Regions from separate parts of the Homo sapiens genome. Here region 2 is linked to region 1. A link is an interaction called in ENCODE POLR2A ChIA-PET data of the cell type or tissue named here. Cell type or tissue: K562. All regions are shown on one strand.

Region 1 (2,500 bases):
CCTGCGTGGGGGACGGCGTGTGTGCCAGCGGCGATAGAGGGATGTTGCCGGCCGACTTGCATCGCGCAGAGCGGTACTGGCGATGGAGCTTTGGCGACAGTCCGTGCAGCGTGCTGGGCCGAATGTGGTGCGACGCCGACGACGCAGGCGAGTTGGGCGTGCTCGAGGCTGGGGAGCTGCTCTGGGATGAGGCGCCTGCGGGAGACAGGAGGTGAAGCGAGTGAGTACAGCCCAAGCACCAGCCAGGCCACCCCGCGCTGCTCGGTCCCCGCGCAGGTGCAGGAGGTAATACCTAGGTAGGCGGAGTCAGGCGTGGAGCGGTAGCTGTGCGTGGGCGAGCGCGCCGGCAGCCCGTGCGTAGGCGAGCCCGGGAGACTATCGCTGGATGACAGCGAGCGGTTCAGCGACGACAGCGAGCGGCTAGTATGCAGCAGGTTCGACTGCTTCGTGATCTTCCGGAAGAGGGAGCTGCGCTTCTTGCTGCGGGACAGGGAGGGGGCCAAGCGTCCTTGACCTGGACGCCAGAGCTCAGGGCTCCTCCCATTTCACGGCCTCACAACGGTAACCACCCACCCCTTCTGGCCCTTCCCTCTCCAGCTACAACCCACCTATCAAGATAAAGAACTTCCTTTAGCTCAGTGCTGCTTGGCTCCTCCCACTTCAGTCCCCACCCACCCCCTTTGGCCACTCCTAGTCCAAGCTAGAAACAAGCATCCAAACAAAACCAACCTGTTCTGCCCCGCCCACCTCTCTAGCTCCTCCCTCTTCCACTACAATCCACCTATCAAGATAGAACTTCCTTTAGCTCCTCCTACTTCAGGCCCCGCCCAACTTTAGGCCACTCCCAATTCTGGCTACAAACACTCATCCAAACAAAACCATTTTTTTTTTTTTTTTTGAGACGAAGTTTCGCTCTTGTCGCCCAGGCTGGAGTGCAATGGCACGATCTCGGCTCACTGCAACCTCTACCTCCCGGGTTCAAGCGATTACCGTGCTTCAGCTTCGTGAGTAGCCTCCTGAGTAGGTGGGACTACAGGAGTGAGCCACCACTCCCAGCTAATTTTTGTATTTTTAGTAGAGATGGGGTTTCACCATGTTGGTCAGGCTGGTCTCAAACTCCTGACCTCAGGTGATCCACCCACCTCGGCCTCCCAAAGTGCTGGGATTACAGGTGTGAACCACCTCGCCCGGCCAAAAACAACCTCTTCTAGTCCTGCCCACCCCTCTAGTCCCTCCGTCTTTCACTACAACCCACCTATCAAGACAGAACTTCCCTTAACTCAGTGCTGCTTGGCTCCTCCCTCCTCCCACTTCAGGTCCTGCCCAACCTTTTGGCCACTCCCAGTCCAGGCTAGAAACACATCCAAACAAAACCAACTTGGTCCCACCTGCCTCTAGTCCCGCCTCTTCCACTACAACCCACCTATAAGAGTGGGAAGAAATGTACTTATCTCAACCCCGTCTGGCTCCTCTCACCCAAATCCCTGTACTTGTCTGGGCCAAACTCACTGATCAAAACAGAATACTAAAAACAAACAAACAAACAGAATACCCTTCTGGCCCCACCCACCTCCCACCTAGCTCCTCCTATCTATAAGGGAAAATAGGATTTCAGTTGGCTGAACCTTGCCTGGCATGCTCATTCCAGATAGACATTTCTTATTCTAGCCTTTCCCAGTTCTGTCTAAACACATCTAACAGGATAGGACCATCTCCTGGACCCCCTCCGTCTCTGGACATCTCCCTTTCCAGTTCACATCTCCTGGGCCTGCCTATATGTGCAAGACCCTCCTACAATGCTTTTCTCTGATCCTAGAAATTTGGCACAGCTTCCATTCTTGGCTCCTTCCACTTTTACAGCCCCTCTTTTTTTTTTTTTTTTTTTTTTTTGAAAGAGTCTAGCTCTGTTGTCACAGCTGGACTGCAGTGGTGAGATCATAGCTCACTGCAGCCTCGACCTCCCAGGCTCAAGCAATCCTCCCACTTCAGCCTCCGAGTAGCTGAGACCACAGGTGTGTGCCACCAAACCCAACTAGTTTTTTAAGTTTTTTGTAGAGATGGGGTCTCTCTATGTTGCCCCTAATCTTGACTCCTGGGCTCAAGTGATCCTTCTGCCTCAGCCTCCCAAAGTGCTGTGATTACAGGTGTGACTCATCCCAGCCCCTCTTTTTTTGTTTGTTTGTTTGTTTGTTTGTTTGAGATGGAGTCTCACTCTGTTGCCCAGGTTGGAGTGCAGTGGCACAATCTTGGCTCACTGCAACATCCACCTCCCGGGTTCAAGGGATTCTTCTGCCTCAGCTTCCTAAGTAGCTGGGACTGCAGGCGAGCGCCACCATGCCAGGCTAATTTTTGTATTTTTAGTAGAGATGGGGTTTCACCATATTGGCCAGGCTGGTCTCAAACTCCTGACCTCGTGATCTGCCCGCCTCGGCCTCCCAAAGTGCTGGGGTTACAGGCGTGAGCCACCGCGCCCAGCCCGCAGCCCCTCTTAATTGTCCTC
Region 2 (2,500 bases), 190 kb after region 1:
GGACCTGGTGAGGCCGTGGCCTTGGCCTCTGGGTCAATGGGCAATGCAGTTATTGATCGTTTAAGTGAGATGGGCAGATAGGGGTCTGTTATAAGCAGAGGAATAGAATCAAGTTTTGTTTTGTAGCAGAGCTCCCTCATAAGAGTCACTGGACAAGGATGAGGTTAGAAGTTCTGCCCAGAATGAGGGCAGGGGCTTCCTTCTTGGGCCAAATTCACTGCCTTGTGGCTGCAGGTGGACGTATTGGTGACCACAGCTGGCGGCGTGGAGGAAGACCTCATCAAGTGCCTGGCGCCCACATACTTGGGCGAGTTTAGCCTCAGGGGGAAGGAGCTCCGGGAGAACGGGATCAATAGGTGAGAACCCTGAGTGGTGTTGGGCAGGGGAGCTGGACCAAGGGTCCTGGGGCCTGATGCCTACATGCCTCCTGTTCTCAGGATCGGAAACCTGCTGGTGCCCAATGAGAATTACTGCAAGTTTGAGGACTGGCTGATGCCCATTCTGGACCAGATGGTGATGGAGCAGAACACAGAGGTGGGGCTGGGGCAACCTGGAGGGGCCAGTTCAGTGGGAGTCAGGGGAGGCATGGCCTGAAGGTCACATCCTCTCCTAGGGTGTAAAGTGGACGCCTTCTAAGATGATCGCCCGGCTGGGCAAGGAGATCAACAACCCAGAGTCCGTGTATTACTGGGCCCAGAAGGTGAGGACCTAAGCGGGAGCAAAGTAGCCAGACTTTGGCATGTGTTAACTTATTTCATCTTTCCAGCCTCCTGGGGATTCAGTACTGTTATTCTCAGCATCCTCACTCTTAGATGAGGAGACTCAAACACAGATAGGCGTGGTAATTTTTTTTTTTTTTGAGACAGGATCTTGCTCTGTCACCTAGGCTGGAGTGCAGTGGTGTGATCACAGCTCATTGCAGCCTCAACCTCCTGGGGCCAAGCAGTCCTCCCACCTCAGCCTCTCGAGTAGCTGGGACCACAGGCACATGCCATCATGCCCAGCTAATTTTAAAAATTTTTTGTAGAGATGGGGGTCTCCCTGTGTTTCCCAGGCTGGTCTTGAACTCCTGGCGTCAGGCAGTCCTCCCACCTTGGCCTCCCAAAGTGCTGGGATTACAGGCGTGAGCCACTGTGCCCAGCCAGGCTAGGTAATTTTGTCTGAAGTCACACAGATAACTAGTGGGGCCTCAGCATCCTTATGCTCCTCCCAGACTATCTCTGGAACAGTAGAGGCAACACTTAGCAACTCTCCTGGGGCCTGGCTCAGGGTCCCACACTCCCAGATGCTATAAAATAAGAGCTACCCACTCCCTTTAATTAGAGAATCAGAACCTGAAAAAAAAAAAAAAAAAGCTACATAGTCTTTTTTTTTTTTTTTTTTTTTTTGAGACAGAGTCTTGCTCTGTCGCCCAGGCTGGAGTGTAATGGTGTGATTTCAGCTCACTGCACCCTCCACCTCCCAGGTTCAAGTGATTCTCCCGCCTCACCCTCCTGAGTAGCTGGGACTATAGGCACCCACCATCATGCCCGGCCAATTTTTGTATTTTTCTACAGATGGGGTTTCACCATGTTGGCCAGGCTGGTCTTGAACTCCTGACCTCAAGTGATCCACCCGCCTTGGCCTCCCAAAGTGCTGGGATTACAGGGGTGAGCCACCACACCCAGCCTACTTACTCTTTCTTTTTTACGAGACAGGGTCTCATTCTGTTTCCCAGGCTGGAGTGCAATGGCACAATAATGGCTCACTGCTGTCTTGAGCTTCTGGGCTCAGTCGATTCTCCTGCCTCAGCCTGCTGAGTAGCTGGGACTACAGGTGCGTGCCACCATGCCTGGCTAATTGTTTTTGTAGAGATGGGAACTCACCATGTTGCACAAGCTGGCTCTTTTTTTTTTTTTGAGACGGAGTTTTGCTCTTGTTACCCAGGCCAGAGTCCAATGGCGCAATCTTGGCTCACAGCAACCTCTACCTCCTGGGTTCAAGCAATTCTCCTGCCTCAGCATCAAGTTCCCAAGTAGCTGGGATTATAGGCATGTGCCACCACCCCTGGCTAATTTTGTATTTTTAGTAGAGGCAGGGTTTCTCCATGTTGGTCAGGCTGGTGTCGAGCTCCTGACCTCAGGTGATCCACCCGCCTCGGCCTCCCAAAGTGCTGGGATTACAAGCGTGAGCCACCGCGCCCGGCCACAAGCTGGCTCTTTAAAAAAGAATTAGACGGCCGGGCACGGTGGCTCATGCTTGTAATCCCAGTACTTTGGGGGCTGAGGCGGGTGGATCACCTGAAGTCAGGAGTTCAAGACCAGCCTGGCCAACATGGTGGAACCCTGTCTCTACTAAAAAAACAAAATGCAAAATTAGCTGGGCATAGTGGCATGCGCCTGTAATCCTAGCTACTCGGGAGGCTGAAGCAGGAGAATCACTGGAACCCAGGAGGCAGAGGTTGCAGTGAGCTGAGATAGTGCCATTGCACTCCAGCCTGGGCAACGAGTGAAACTCCGTC

What was found. Peaks named below come from ENCODE experiments on the same cell type or tissue, not always from the same donor. Only the 100,000 strongest peaks of a DNase experiment are listed, where the experiment ranks them.
Region 2: POLR2A ChIA-PET joins it to region 1 with 5 read pairs; 8 of 35 experiments call an interaction of 5 or more read pairs at or near these places.

What each region holds. Positions count from the first base shown.
Region 1 is chr19:12,871,304-12,873,803 of GRCh38, reverse strand. MAST1 (microtubule associated serine/threonine kinase 1) reads right to left here. Exons shown (of 26, transcript NM_014975.3): 25 at 293-480; 26 at 1-195. Among named protein-coding and RNA genes, the nearest start is that of DNASE2, 8.9 kb to the left of the region's middle. In K562, no CTCF peak of the experiment used is centred here; DNase peaks (open chromatin) are centred at 613 and 1,343.
Region 2 is chr19:12,677,657-12,680,156 of GRCh38, reverse strand. DHPS (deoxyhypusine synthase) reads left to right here. Exons shown (of 9, transcript NM_001930.4): 3 at 235-356; 4 at 438-534; 5 at 614-700. Among named protein-coding and RNA genes, the nearest start is that of DHPS, 3.0 kb to the left of the region's middle. In K562, no CTCF peak of the experiment used is centred here; no DNase peak of the experiment used is centred here.